Linked DNA regions of Mus musculus: region 2 is linked to region 1. Evidence: chromatin loops called from intact Hi-C (ENCODE). Cell type or tissue: left cerebral cortex. All regions are shown on one strand.

What was found. Hi-C counts contacts between places; a loop is a spot of excess contacts. Peaks named below come from ENCODE experiments on the same cell type or tissue, not always from the same donor. Only the 100,000 strongest peaks of a DNase experiment are listed, where the experiment ranks them.
Region 2: it touches region 1 in a loop (2.3-fold over the local background); 8 of 42 quality-filtered maps call a loop at or near these places.

What each region holds. Positions count from the first base shown.
Region 1 is chr2:92,002,661-92,010,660 of GRCm38, forward strand. All of the region lies in intron 1 of Creb3l1 (cAMP responsive element binding protein 3-like 1), which reads right to left. Among named protein-coding and RNA genes, the nearest start is that of Creb3l1, 18 kb to the right of the region's middle. In left cerebral cortex, a CTCF peak has its summit at 4,397 (motif pointing right); DNase peaks (open chromatin) are centred at 4,468, 5,026, 5,811 and 6,331; H3K4me3 peaks cover 2,179 bases; H3K27ac peaks cover 2,169 bases.
Region 2 is chr2:92,327,833-92,335,832 of GRCm38, forward strand. It overlaps Phf21a (PHD finger protein 21A), which reads left to right. Exons shown (of 19, transcript NM_001362829.1): 9 at 480-569; 10 at 2,683-2,976. Among named protein-coding and RNA genes, the nearest start is that of Large2, 39 kb to the right of the region's middle. In left cerebral cortex, a CTCF peak has its summit at 3,207 (motif pointing left); a DNase peak (open chromatin) is centred at 3,195.

The sequences.
Region 1 (8,000 bases):
CACTCAGGAGGCAGAAGCAAGTGGATCTCTGTGAGTTTGAGGCCAGCCCAGTCTATATAGTGAGTTTCAGGACAGCCAGGGCTATGTAGAAAGACCCTGTCTCAAAAAACCTTTTTGTTATTATCATCATTATCATTATAATGTGTGTGTATGTGTATCTGTGTGAATGTGTGTGTGAATGTGTGTGAATGTGTGTGTGTGTGTGTACATGCATGCCACTGCCTATGTATAAATGTCAGAGGATAACTTTGTGGGTTGTTTCTATCTTTCCATCTTTAAGTGGGGTTGGAGGATCTAATTCAGGCTGCTAGGCACATGAGACAGGTGCCTTCACTCACTGAACAATCTCACAAACTTCCTCACCTTTAAATTTTTTATTTATTAAAAAAAAACTAGCATCTGGAGAGATGGTTGAGCAGTTAAGACCACTGGCTGCTCTTGCAGAGGACCCATCTTAGCTTTAGTTCCCAGTACCCACACAGTGGCTAACAACTATTTTGTAGGTAGCTCCAGGTGATCTGATGCCTCCTCCTGACCCTCCACTGGCACCAAGAGCACATATAGTGCACATACAAACATGCAAGCAAAACACTCATACTTATTAAATAAGTAGAAACACATCTTATTTAGCATACAAAATGTATGGAACTGGAGAAACCAGGTGACCTCTGGCCTACACACACACACACACACACACACACACACACACACAGACAGAGAGAGAGACAGAGAGAGAGACAGAGAGAGAGAGAGACAGAGAGGGAGATGCAGATAGACATACAGGGCAAAAGTCACAAATACTATCTATGAAGAACATAGGGTTCAGTAAATGCAATGTAGCCCAGGAAACCTTGTAATTCTGTGGTTCCACACACCTTGATTTTTTTTGGGGGGGGGGGAGAAAGCTATTTATTTTTATTTTAGACATCTGAGTGTTTTGTCTGCATGTATGACTATGCACCTTGTGTATGCCTGTTGTCTGTGGAAGTCTGAAGTGGGCATTGGATCCCTTGGAACTGGAGTTACAGATAATTGTGAGCCCACATATGAGCACGGGGAACCAAACCTGTCCTCTGCAAGAACAGCCAGCAGTCTTAACTTCTGAGCCATTTCTCCAGCCTTTCCTACCAATGGGATCTTTGATACCGTCCTGGAAGTCACTAAGTAGGGATAGGCTAGTTAGCTCTGCTGGAATCCACCTGTCTCTGCCTCCCCATTTGGAGGTTATAGGCAGGCTCGACCATGCTCTTTTAAGTGAGCTAAAGGGCGCTAAGGCAGGTCCTTATGAATTTTACTGACTGAAGTAGGGAATGACAGAAGCCCTGAGTAGGAAGTCCTAGTGAATGTGTGTTGGCATGAGCACAGCCACAGCAAGGCCTTCAGGACCTCAGACCCCTGGGACAATTGACAAAGCCTCATGAGAAATGGCAAAGCTTTGCTTGGGAGCCCAAGTATGTGAGCTCATGAGTTATTGATCAGTGCGTGCAAAGACTGGCAACTGCAGCACCCTTCTGAGATTGCTCATGTCCAGAGTCTTCCCATTCAGACTAGAAGCCCTCCCACTGTGCTGTAGCTAATTACCGAGATTTCAGGTTACAGCAGGATACCATGGTAACAGAACCCAACTGGACCCCACCCAGCCTGTATGTGTGTCTGTATCTGTCATTTCTTCATTCTTCAATGTCCCTAGTTGGAGTTTTGGGGCCCAAGTCTGAGCTATGTCCCAACCCAGTACCTGTCTGCTTTTCTTTTTATTTTATGCAAATTACTATTTTATTTTATGTGTATGAGTGCTTTGCCTGAGGATATGTATGTTCACTCCATGTGTGCCTTGTGCCCTTGAAGAGTGAGCCAGAGACGACTTTGGATCCCCTGGAACTGGGGTTACAGATGACTGATAGATTTTATGTGGGTACTGAAAACTGGACTTGGATCCTCTGCAACAAGTGCTCTTAATGGCTGAGCCATCTCTCTAGCCCTCGTGTCTGCTTCTTTGAGACAGGGTGTTGTTAAGTAGTCTAGGCTGGCTTCAAACTCATGATCCTCCTGCCTGAGGCTTCTGAGTGCTGGAGTTTCAGGAGTCTACTGCGCCCCTCTCAGGCTGTTCTCTATCCTGAGGCATCAGGCTGTGGGGCCGCCTCACGGAGGCTTGCGTCCTGGCCTCAATCATTCCAGCTGTTGACTCAGTCTGTGTAAGCAGCAAGTGGTGACTCACTAATGTGTTATGAAATCGATTCAGTGGGTCGTGACCAGAACTTAAAAAAATATACTTAGAAAATTTTTCCTTGACACACAATAACTGTACATATCTATGGGGCAGACTTGGACATTTCATTACATGTGCCAATGCACAATGCCCAGACCAGGTCAAGGGGGCATAGCCATCAGCTTAAACACATATACTTCTTTTGTGGGGCACTGAAATGCTGTCTCCTAGCTATTTTGATATATATAATTAATCATTGTTGACCACAACTTCCCTACTGCAAAGCATTAGAACCAACCCCTTTGCCAGCGTATCCCTGACCCCACTGCCCCCTCTCCCCAGCCCCCATTTTCTCTGCCATTCCTAGCCCCTAGGAACCACTTTTGTGCTTTCTCATTTTACCACATACAGGTAAAAGTATGTTTTTTATTTTCATCTGGGGCCTTGTGTATGCCAAGCAAGTGCTTTATAAAGTCTAAGTTAAATAAACTGGCCCCATGTCCATGTGGGCATTTATAGCCAGATTTTAAGAAAAAATAGCACAAAACAAAATACAAAATAAGTAGAAAATATCAGAATCCATCAAACATACTGAAGTAAAAACCCTGGCAAACTATTAATCTCAGCTATATGTATACTTGGTACAGATGTCAATTTTCTTTTTCAGAAATAAACAGACAAAAGCTTTGACCATGATTGTGGGAAAGCTAATTAACCCATGTTTTAACCTCCTCTGTGCATAGTGGGGCTAATTATAGTTTCCATTGCTAAGACTATTGTGGGGAATAAGCCAATCCATATGAGTAAAGGTTTAGGATAGTCCCTTGTACAGTCATAAGTCAAGAAAAGTCATATCATCAATAAAACACTCCAGGGCCAACACATAGTAGGTGCTTTTTTTTCCTCTTGAAGAGTCATTGATGTGCAACACAGTGTTACTGTTGTTCATGTGCACTAGCTGGTTGGTTGAATGAGATTGGGCCAGGGTTGCTCCAGGCTCTGTATTCCACCTGGAGACTGTGAAGGGGATTGGCTCCAGGACCAGTCATTGGCTTTCTGCGTCCTGAACTATTAGGACACAGGCAGGGATGAGCAGTGCCTTCTGCTTCAGGATAAGGCTCAGCAATGGATGTGTGGTTTTTCAGGAGCAGGGAAGGCGCAAGAGTCTGGAACCATAGAGACCTGTTCTCAACTCTTCCACTACTTGCTGACTTTTAAAAACTTCTCTATAGCTCCTACTCCACAGCATTGCTATGGGGATCAAATGTTGGTTAGACTCCTGGTACCCACCTCATATGATTATGAGGATGCTATGGTTGAGTGCACGAAGCACTCAAAACAGCATGTGGTAGGTAGTATGTATGAAACACTTGGTAGTTAATAGCAGCCCCTAAACTCAGGCATGAGCTTGGACTCTATAGAGGGAGGTGGTTTGAGGTTCCCCTCTGAGCAAGTGTGACAAGAAACTCCAGGGCAAAACGAATCCAGAGACACCATTGGTATACTCTGGGCTCCCATTTCTCTTCTTCCGGGATGCTTCGTCATTATTTTATATTTTTCTTTTTACTTAAATTTCCCCAAGTGCTTTCATGTATTCCAACTTCTCCATACCCTACGGTGGGCGACCTTGAATTTCTGATCCTCTTGCCTTCACGAGGTACTGGGATGGAACTCAAGGCCTTGTGCATTCTAGGCAGTAGCCCTTACCTACTGAGCCACGCCCCCAGCCCTTGCACCCGTTTATTACACCCCAAGGAGCAAAGGCATTGCTTTACATTTGATGGGCAGGGCAAACAGAGCCAGACAAAGCCAGAACGTGCCCATGGTCCCTCAATACCCAGACCTTCCCCTGCCACCACACCACACACCTCTCTGTTTGGGACTCGCCTGGCTGATGCCAGACTATATTCCTGGAGACAAGTCTATGCTTTGTTCACCTGCTAGCCACTCATTCAGTAGCGGTGCAGGGGTAGGGCCTTGCATCTCAGAGTAAGGCCACTAGTGTTTTAGCTGTTCAGTAGAGTCTGGGCAGTGCCGTACAAAGAGCTCAGGGTCTGAACAAGTCTCTAGAACAACTGAGAACCTAGACAGAAACGCTTTAGGGATGTATGATCCATTCTAACGACCATCATCCCAGGCCATGATTGAGAGGTTCACATCCGCAGCAGAACCAGGCCATCCCACCTGGGGGCGCTTCCTTCCAGCCGAACTCGGGGATTGGGATGCGGTGATGGTGGTGGTGGGGCGCTCTCCAAGGCTGCGGTGGGGCCCAGGGGAGGGGGTTGCACAGAGCTGGAAGAGCCATGAGTCAGCGGCCACGGTATTTCTCCAGCAGCTGCTCCGCAGGCGATAAGAGTTTGCCAACCCCCTTCCCGGGGGCCTGGGAGAGAAGAGCCAGCCCCCTCCAGCCTGGGTTAGGGGTCCCTGAAGGTTTTCCAGTTTTAGGAAAATAAGCGAGGACCCTCTTTGGGGGTGCCCGAATGAACTTGCTAGGGGGCCTCAAATGGCCGGGTGTTGTGAGACACCCCCCACCCCACCTGCTAGAAACAACAGCCAACGCTCAGCAGGCTGGGAGCGGTGGGAGCCAAGTGGAAGAAGAGGGCGGCCAAGGGGCAGGCAGGGTGGGGTAGAGGAGCTCCCGCGCTCATTCCTCCCTGTCCCAGGTTCCTGGAGTGCTGGGTGGATGGTGGTCCTGTCACATAGCACCTAGACGCATCAGCCTCTCATGGGAGCATTGCCACCAGTAGCTGCTCACTGAATAATGTAGCCTACTTCCATCTGATGTCTGGCATTGAGCCGGCATCTCAGTTATGCTGTGAGACAGCAGGAACCCGAGAAAGTCAGTGGTCTATGCCCCTCAACTCATTTGCTAACAAGAAAGCTAAAATCCAGAAAGAGCAAGCCATTTACCCACAGTCACAAGGCGTGTCACTAGTATTTCGGATGGGGTTCTCCGCAGCTCTGGGATTGAACTGAGGGTAAGGAGGTTTCCCTTATGTTCTATACCCACCTCCCTCCATCCCCGTAAAGCTCACTCTAGAGATTTCAAACCTCCCCATCTCTGGCCCTGGTCGCTCTCGCCCGCTATAGAGCCTTCCTCCAGCTCACACAGACACACAAGAATCATATTTAGGCTGTCTGATGGAAATAGGGGGTGGCGCTGGGGGGCGGGGGAGGGGGGAGGAAGGCCGGTGGCCAGGAGTTCACAGAAGGCTCACGCCAGCGTTTGAGGGGGCGGGGTGTTCTGTTAGGGTGGGCAGTCTTGGGGGGGGTGCCATTCCGTACAGGCAACGGGGGTGGGAAGCCAGAGAAGGAGGCACTGGAGATATTTCCCTCCTCCTTAAAGACTTTTTCCTACACTTGTGCCAATATCAGCTCTTTCTCGGCCGCCACGGGCAACAGGCGCCGGTTCCACTCCCTGGAAGGAGAGGTCCCCAGACCTCCGGCTCTCAGGCCGGCACCCTGCCTCCCCGGCTGCTGCTTCTCTCCTTGGCGCTACAGCTCAGCCGCCCGCCCTTTAAATTTTAGGGGTGGAGGGAGCCCTGCTCGCTCAGTGCTGCAGTTACGTGGCTTAATCGGCCTCTTGGGCCCCGCCCCTCCCAGGAATCCCGCTTGCCATTGGTGAGAGCAGAGAAGCTCCTGGCCAATGATAGGAGGCTGCGAGCCACCGCCCGCCTGACCAGGAACGCGGTTGCGCAGAGTAGGATCCTAGACCTGGAAGCTTGCTACACGGGGGAGGGGGGATATAATCAGTTCTTAGTTTGTGTCTGGGGCAGAGCTGAGATGGCAATTCCACGACCCTAATCAGTCGTGTGGCCACTCGCGATGATAGGCGAACGGAGAGAGAGCAACTCACTTCCAGCTCTGCCCCTCCGCTCCTTCCAGTAATCTTACCATGGGGTGGCACGAATGGAGCCCCAGCCAGCCCCTCGTGTGAGAGGAGACGTTCCCAGGGTTGTACAGACTGAGCTCTTTCTTTCCTTAACCCTTGCAAAGGGGTCACTGCAGACAGTGAAAATATCTGGACGCAGCGGTCAGCTGTGGTATACGTACAAGCAGCCACTGTGCATCTCTTTCCCCTAGACCTGGACCTGGTTCTCTGATGCCTGCACTGGTGCTCTGGTTTCTGCACCAAACCCTGATCCAGAGAGATTCAGCCCGTGCTGCGTGGGAGAGACCTAAGTTGGTCCAGACTGAGATGTGGGATCAGGGGTGGGGGAAATCCCCTGCGAACTTTCCTTCTGAGAAAATAAGCTCTGGGAAGAGATGGGAGGGGAATCCTCTCACATTTCCCTCGTTCTTTTCCCAGGGAGGGCAGCAGACGCCTCTTGTCCCCTAACACACTGACCCACACATTCCCGGACGGTTACTTGCCTAGTGATCACTAGATAATTGCCTCCATTTCAAGCCCAAAGGCCACTGCTGTGAGTCACTGCTGTGTCCAGTGTGGGTGGGAGTTGGGTGAGGGAAACTTAAGACTGCCCAGAGATATGGGCTTCTGGGTCCCCAGTTGTCAGTAGATCTCCTTGTCCTTAAACATCACCATCCAGGTATTTGGGGGCCCTAAGAGACTAAGAACTTGTCTTCTAGAGACAGGCTCTTGGCTGCCTGACGAAAGGGCATAGATACTGAACCAGAACTCAGGAGGCCCCAGATGGAGAGCCCTACTTGGCTCTGCTCTGAGGTCCAGGCATGGTCAGGTGGTGTGCCCAGGTTTCTCCTGGGTTACTGTTTGTGTTCCCCCTGAATTGAGCGGTCAGGGTCAGAAGTCAGCTCCTTCTTTGTTTAGCCTTTCTGGACCTAGAAGGGATAAAGTCTTCCTAGAGCCCTCCTGGCAGGTGTGGGAGTTACAGGGAGTCTGCTGCTCTAACCTCCTATCAGGCCCTCTTCCTACAGGCCAAGGAAGGGCTGGTGCTGGGTTGACCTGTTTTTCCCTTATTCAACGATTAACCATGAAACCTAAATCCAAATACACAGGGCTGCTTCTGTGAGTGCACATGTGTACACTGCATCTCAGAGCTGGGATGGGAGGGACCTTCCACCCAGGGAATCTCCATTTCTCTGACATGACACAATGAGAGATACAAACCACCCCTACCCCCACAACTGATACATTGAGATTTGTCTTGCACAGGGTCTATCATATGTATATTAGTACTCCACCCATAGCACCCCAGTTTACATAGAGGGACACTACCAGACAGTAACACAAGCCCAATGAGAAACTCATCAGATAGGGTCAGATGGACACCAATTCAAAGAATGTCGCTCAGAGGTTAGAGCACATGCTATGTATGCATGAGGCCCTGGCTTCTATCACCAGTACCATAACCCCACCAAAGGCCAGGTCTGGTGATGCATACCTCTAATCCCAGCACTTGGGAGGCAGAAGTTGGTGGATCTCTATGAGTTTGGAGCCAGCCTGGACTACACAGAGAGACCTAGCTCAAAAACCAAAACAAGAAAAACACAACAGGAGAAAGACAGTCACGGCCACCACACTCACCATCTCACACCCTCCCAGGCCTAAAAGATGAGCAAGCTAAGCCCGAGAGTCATGTGAGCCCCAGCAAGAGAAGGTTTGGGAGTCCTAGCTTGTTTGACACTGGGACAGTCACAGCTGGATTTGAGGATTGGCTGTCACGGAGACTGGAGCGGGGTTTGTGCCAGCATATGCTGGAAAAATAAGCTGGCACCCACTGCAGGCTTCTTCTAAGCCAAGGAAGGTCCTGAGAGGGCATATACCACCTCCGCAATCCCTGCTTGGTAGTCTAACCACCTACTTTTTCCTGGG
Region 2 (8,000 bases), 330 kb after region 1:
CGGGTGGATCTCTGTGAATTTGAGGTCCAGTGAGTTCCAGGACAGCCAAGGTGACACAGAGAAACCATGTCTCAAAAAGCCAGAAAAAATGCTCCCTGTTGAGTAAAGCTTATATCTCTGGGGGAGGGGAGGGAAAATCCATGTGGACAGACAGTAAATTTGATTTTACTTAAGATATAGTTTTGACTCTTAAAATATAAACGTAAGGGTTCATGAGTGTAAGAAAGCCGTCCAAGATTGCTGAGTGTGCGTGTATGTGAGGAGACAGGAGTGCGGTTGATCACTGTATGGGACAGAGAGTCTAGGTGAGACAGGAAATAGTTTCTAAAGCAGTGTTGGTTCACATAGTGAACTGCATGGGAAGAGCAGGTGGGAGTTCTGTGTTGTGTGGAAGGCAAATGCCCGTTTCCTTTGCGTGTCTGCCTCCGACACTGAATAGAGACTGCCCTCGGATTTATTTATGTTTCCCTGTTTCTTAGCAGGTTCAAGCAACACCTCCTCAGCCCATCAAAGTACCACAGTTTATCCCTCCTCCTAGACTCACTCCACGCCCAAACTTCCTTCCACAGGTGAGTGAGGCAGTGGGAACTCCACCCGTGGGAAGTGTGGTGATATCCTCAGGGGCTTGCCCATGCAGTGAAGGGGCAGTGAAACTACCTGAGAGAAGGAAGGCGGCCAGGATAATACCAGTGGAGGGAAGCATCGTGGCACCATTACCTTGGTTGGGGGAAATATAGCCATATTTAGCAAAGGGAAACTTTGCTAAAAAGACTAGAAGGAGGGCTGGAGAGATGGCTCAGAGGTTAAGAGCACTGACTGCTCTTCCAGAGGTCCTGAGTTCAATTCCTAGCAACCACATGGTGGCTTACAACCATCTGTAATGAGATCTGACCTCCTCTTCTGGATTGTCAGAAGACAGCTACAGTGAGTCTACTTACATATATAATAAATAAATCTTTTTTAAAAGTGGGGGGGAGGAGTGGGCAAGCAGCCCCTTTTTAAAAAAAAAAAAAAAAAAAAAAAAAAGACTAGAAGGAGAATCAACAGCCAGACGAGCCCTTGTGACACCTGGCTTACAGGAGTTGGCATAGGGGTCTGCATCGGGCTTTTCTACCCAGCAACTAGACTGACTCTGCTCGACCCCAAGCAGTCCATCCAATAGAAAGACCAACACTTATGCTCTGAGAGTATAGCTTTCAGACACAGAGAAAAAGGAGTCTGTCTGTGAGGGGTCATATAGTACTAGCATGAGAGAAGACCATCCTCTTATTTATCAGATAGATCTTTACTGTTGGTAGCAAACGTTCCAAGCTATTGTGTCCTGAATATGCTAATTTCCAAGACACAGCTGCAGCAGCATCACAGTTGCCTATAGGGTATTAGCGTCCATAGGGGAGTACGGTAGACTGAACGTGTGGATGGGACACAGACCATTCTGGACTGAGAAAGTACATTCATGATTTCCTAGAATAGTCTACATTCAATGTGAGACCTAAAACCCTAGTAAAGTCTGTCTGATATATTTTGAAGAAGGAATTTTTTAAATGTCCCAGGCTGAGAGTACCAAGTAGGCTTTCATGTCTTGAGTGGAGACACACCATGTACATTCAAAAAGCCAAGGAGATTTGCTGTGGCTGTGCAGAGACCATGAGGCTACCCAGGTTAGACTTAAAGAAGATCCTGGAAAAGTGTCCTGGAGAAGAGCGAGCCTGTGGATCGTCACCATTGTGCAGAGATGTGGGTTGAGTCCTAGCAGCAAGGGGGTCTATGGAAGTGTTTACAGGCAAATACTTAACTGGATGTCTTAGAGATTCCCTCTTTTTGCTGGTAGACAACAGGTTGGAAATGGACAGGAAGCACAGGCTGGACATTAAAATGTCATGAGCTGATCTTCAGAGACTCTGCCTCTAGTCCTAGGCACTTTATATGGACTGCCTGGTTTCTTTGGGTTTTTTTTTGGGGGGGGGGGTTGTTGTTGTTGTTGTTTTTTGTCTGTCTGGTTTTTTGTTTGTTTGTTTTTGAGACAGGGTTTCTCTGTGTAGCCCTGGCTGTCCTGGAACTCACTCTGTAGACCAGGCTGGCCTTGAACTCAGAAATCCATCTGCCTCTGCCTCTGCCTCTGCCTCTGCCTCCCAAGTGTTGGGACTAAAGGCGTGTGCCACCACTGCCCAGCTGACTGCCTATTTTCTTTCTCACAACAGCTGTATGAAAGGCTTTCAGGAAAGAATCAAAGGTTTAGTTCATGTTTTTCAAACTAAAATTAATTAATGTGATATGTTGGTAGATTTCATGAAGCTTTTGTGCTTTAGAAATGTATATAGGTGTAGCAACAAGGTCTTGCTGCTGTATCAGTAGCAGCCATCACGGGATCATTTTAAATTAACCTAAACATTCAGACTTAGAAGTCTGTCATTGGCCGGGCGGCTGTGGCGCACGCCTTTAATCCCAGCACTTGGGAAGCAGAGGCAGGCGGATTTCTGAGTTCAAGGCTAACCTGGTCTGCAGAGTGAGTTCCAGGACAGCCAGGGCTACACAGAGAAACCTTGGCTCAAAAAACAAACAAACAAACAAACAAACAAACAAGAAGACTGTCATGGGCCACACTTGGTACCAGTATGCTTGGAAACACTGGAAGACTTGCTACTTCTGGTAATGCAGATTTTTTTTCTCTCTCTCTCATAGGTTCGACCCAAGCCTGTGGCCCAGAATAACATTCCTATCGCTCCAGCGCCTCCTCCCATGCTTGCAGCTCCTCAGCTTATCCAGAGGCCTGTCATGCTGACCAAGTTTACACCCACAACCCTCCCCACATCCCAGAATTCCATCCACCCTGTCCGTGTTGTCAATGGACAGACTGCAACCATAGCCAAAACGTTCCCCATGGCCCAGCTCACCAGCATTGTCATAGCTACTCCAGGGACCAGACTCCCTGGACCTCAGACTGTACAGCTTAGCAAACCAAGCCTGGAGAAACAGGTAAGGGCAGAGTGTGTCTGCACCTGCTGTGGCAATAGCCTTGCCCTTGAAACAGCAGCTGCTGGACGCTTTCTAAATACTCTTTCTCAAGTGTTCTTCATCTCAGCACCAAATCAACATCCTATCACTTTATTGTATGATAATTCACTCACATTCAAAAGAGCCTTTCTCCTGAATTAAGTTGAATTGTTTTCCCAAGGCTTCAGAGTCTTATGTAAATGTGCTCCCCCTGCTGGCTTTGATGCAGAAATTCACAGACAGGCCCCTCTGCCTCAGGGAGGAAGCACCCCATACTGGAACAGAAAATACCATGGTTACTTTACCCACTGAGAGTCCAAGTGAAGACCCAACTGGGAGCGTCACTCAGGAGCAATAAACAAAGCAGAGAAGGGATTTCATTTCAGAAACTTCCTTGATCATCACAGATGACATAGAACCAAACTGTAACTTTCTAGACTACATGTAGCAGACATTTTATTTTAGTTCAAACATTGAAGCCCTACCTTTATATTTTCTAAATTCAGATTTTTATCATAATTTAGTAAAGTTAGTAAGACTAGAGGAAAACTGGTTACCTCCAAAAATAAAACCTTGAAGGCACAAGAGCAGCCTTGGGGAGAAGGGATTTCTAACCGTCACTCTTTCCTGTCAAGAGAAAGAGCAGTGACAACAGTAGGCTTCAGAGAAAAACAGTTTTCAAGAAGTTGCTTTAACTAGCCATTGGCCTGCTGGGGCAGTCTATAATTTGGAATCCAGGAGGCTTAGGCTGCAAGATGGCTGCCACCTGCTCCCAGCCCTGGCTGCAAGCCAGGACTGCCCTCTAGCTGTAGAGCACTGAGCTCCTTGACAGGGCTTCATGGTCCCATTTCCCATCGCTAAACCTCACTTGACTTTATAAAGAAAAAGTTGTTTTGTTTTGTTTTTTTTAATTTCCATTTTATTTTTCCTTTTCCTTTTCTGATTATATAGATATAATACATGTGACTTAAGGATACAGACATCACAGAAATATAAGTTGTAGAAGATTCTCTCCCCCAACTTATGCATTTTCTGAAATATTTTACAAAATTTTACCTGTAGTAGTTAGTTACTATGAACATTTTCAATCATGTGCTTGTCTCAAACCATCAGTGTCCTGGGCTGTTTCTAATCACTCAGACTTGGTCTCTCATCCATGAGAAAATAGTCTCTGGTGAGTCTCAGTCTTCTGCCTGAGCGGGTGGCCAACCATGATTCAGAGAGCCCGGCCCCTGGTGGGGTTGTCACAGGCTGCCTTGGCCTTCTTAAACAGAAGAATCTTGCATACACACTCCCAGGCAGCAGAGTTGAATTATAAAACTTTGTGTTTAGGAAACACACAAGACAGCTCATCACCATTCCTGCAGAGCCTGCCCAAACACCAGGAAGTGCTATGAGGGCTATTCTGAAACAAATTACTAACACCAACTAAATCAGAAGTTTTTAGACTGTGTGGCAGTCGGGCCTTGGTGCTTAAATATGGAAAGTCGTGTGCTCAAGTACAGGGGCGTAAGGGACAAGTCCTTGAAGCTGTGCTGAGTCTTAGTCGTGCTGTGGGGCCTCTGTGCACCTCAGAAGGTGACTGCACAGTGCCACTTTCCATCACTTCTCTTTTACCTTTTGCTAAGTAAAGAAAAAGCTTTTTGCCAGGCAGTGGTGGCACACACCTTTAATCCCAGCACTCAGGAGTCAGAGACAGGTAGATCTCTGAGTTCAAGGCCAGTCTAGTCTACAAAGCTAATTCCAGGACAGCCAAGACTATACAAAGAAACCCTATCTTAAAAAACAAAAGGGGCTGGAAAGATGGCCCAGCGATTAAGAGCACGACTATTCTTCCAGAATTCCCAGCAACTACATGGTGGCTTACAACCATCAGCAGTGGGATCCAGTGCCCACTTCTGGTATACATGAAGACAGTGACAGTGTGCTCATATACATTAAAAAAAAACATATATACACACACACAAACACATTTTCATCTTATTTTTTCCATTTCTTTTTCTGATTATACAAACAGCATCCATGATTTTAAAAATGCAAATATCACAGAAATATAAATTATAAAAGATACTCTCCCTACAACCTATGCATTTTCTATTATATTAATTTTACTACCAGTAGTTAATTAGTATTAACATTTTCTATTACATACCTCCAGATATTTTCTATTTACTTGCTAACTGAACTTTAAAACAACAGAAGCAAACTATGTGTTTTAGCACAGTCTTTTCTAGGTCTTGGGCATCTTTTCATGTCTTGGACTTCCATGTTAATGGCATCTTATGGTTTGATTTTATTAGCACCTAAGCTCTAAGTTGAAGGCCTTCTTGCTAGTAGTATGGCTTTTCTCTTTGCTAGAAGGAATCTGGTCACTGCAGGTTTAGTTGGCAGGCCATCTGGCATAGTAGTCATACAGATTAGCACAGTTAGCAGGAACTCTCTAGACTAGGTTCTATTCTCAGAATTTCTGACTTCAGAGCTCCCACTGACCTTCTTGTAGGTAGGCTGACATAAGGAATCAAGTAGAGGCCTGATCACAGGATTACTAAGCCTGTGTATATGGCATTCTCAAGTCTTGATAGATTTCCTCAAAGGTTATGACCATATTCACTTACTGAAGATACGTAAATGAACTCTAGGGATGTAGCTCAGTGGTGGAGCTCTGGCTCTGCATGTACAAGGACCTGGGCTTCATCTCTTATACCACAAAAAAAAAAAAAAAAAAAAAGGGTCAGGTGCCAGCTACTTTGCAGCTCATGGCATTTGTATATAAAAGATGAGAAAACCATCAAAGCCTCAGTTTCTGCATTTGGATCAGGCATTGAGGCTGTGCTTCAGGGAAGGAAGCATGGCAGACTATGACGATTCGTGGCCTCTCTCCCGTAGACATAGAAAAGAAGGCAGGAAAATTAAAAACCTATACTGGTCTCACATCTGCCCCTGGAGTCTTCTTATCCACCCTCACTGAAAGATCTTCAGGTGTGGATCTAAGAGAAAAGACACCAGTTTAGTAAGACATGCAATAAGTTCAGGTCCACAAACTGTTCTCCCAGTGATTTAGAGTCATGTGTACACTGTGCTGTGGTCTTTGGCTACAGCAACACCACTGTGTCCATAAATGTACACATCTCAGTTTTAAAACCTTCAGCAAGCAGTAATAGTGCAGTAAGTTGAAGGTCTTGCTCCAATCTTGGTGGCTGTTGACTGATCAGACTGGCAGCTACTAAGTGAGGTGATGGTGGCAGTTTGTTAAGATGACAGAGATGTGCTTGAGTCACACTCCTTTCATGAGGGATTTCTTTGTCCCATGACAAGGTTTCTTTCAAAAACCAGAATGAGTCTCCAATATTCTCTAGAGAAGATTCCATCTCAAGAGAGCATTTACTTTTCCATCATCAGAGCAACCCATCCTCTGTTAGAGCCTAGTCACATCATGAGTGTGACGCCAGCACAGCTCCACGCCCCGCTTCTGACTCCAGTATCAACTGCTTTCTCCACCTCTGTTGCTTCTGCTGTAGTCTTGAACCCCTCAAAATTGCCTGTGAAGACAAGGGTCAACTTTCTGTTCATGTTTGAGACTATATATGTCTTGAATTTGAGCATCTAGAATATTGAAGTCTTTCCAAAAGGTTTCAGTCTATGGCTCCTATTGCTTTATTTAAAATGTATTTCTCAACTAATAAGATTTGAAAGCCATAATTAGTCCTTGACTCATGGGCTGTAGAATGGCATTGTGTTAACAGGCATGAAAGCATCATCAACATCTTTGTACAGCTCCATCAGAGCTCTTGAGTGACCAGGCATTGACAATGACACTGTTTTGAAAGGGATCTATCTGAGCTGTAAGACCTAGAGTGGGCTTTCAGTGTTCATAAACCATTATAAACAGATGTGCAGCTGTCCATGCTGTGTGCTTCGTGTGCAGAGCACAGGCAGGTGGGCTCCGTGTGCAGAGCACAGGCAGGTGGGCTCCGTGTGCAGAGCACAGGCAGAGGAGAGTTACTGTGCTTCTCAGGGGCCCTAGGATTTTCAGAATGAGCACTGGCTTCAACTAAAGTCACAGCTCATCAGCCCTTACAGGAGAGGCAGCCTGTCCTCCGAACCTTTGAACCTGTGCACTGACGTCTCTTGATCTATGAAAGCTGTTGCCTCTACCTGAGAATCTGCTGTTTTGGGTCACCTTTTGTCAGCTGTCTTTGTGACACAGAGGCAGTTTCTTTCCTCAAATTCATGAACCACCCTCTGCTAGCATCAAACATTTATAGCTTCTCTGAGCCATCAGAGATGAACACAGGTGAATGTTGTTCTGAGCTAGTCTTTGTCTTGTGGGATGTTGTTGCTGGTTGGATCCTCCATAGCAGTAGTAGGCTGTCACTTTCCTGTAGCTCAGGAGAGGCACATTTAACTTCCTTCAAGGACTTTCCTTAGGACATGTGGCTTGGTTGTTTGGCAGAAGAGAATCTCTTTTAATCTGTGTTGTTTTTTTATGCCCACTTCACTAAGTTTAATCATGTTCTAGCTTTTTTTATTTAAAATTATAGATGTGTGACTTTTTCTGTCACATGAACATTTAGATGTCACCATGGGGTTATTTATTAACCTAAGTTCAATATTCTGGAGTCCTGCAGAATAGGAAGGACATGAAAGTTGATAAGTGATGTGTGTGATCTAACTGACTTGTCCCCTCTCCTCCTTGAGCCTCCCTAAAGCAGGCATGCTTAGGAGAGTCATGTCTCATATATCAGTACTATTCTCCAAGTGAACCTGAGCCTGAGCTGAGAACACAAGTCACCACCATAAAGGGAATTTTGTCTTGTTTTCAGTCCAAGTTTACGAAATTCACATAATGCCGCTACCTGGACATTCATCTATGGCACTCGTCAGTTTGAAATTTGGGATGCAAATTATTTCCTTAGGTTTAGACATGCCAAAGACAAGGATTCTATCTTTTCTAACCTAAGAAGAGCAGGAGTCCCAGCAGACACATGAGGAGGGTGTGCGAGACA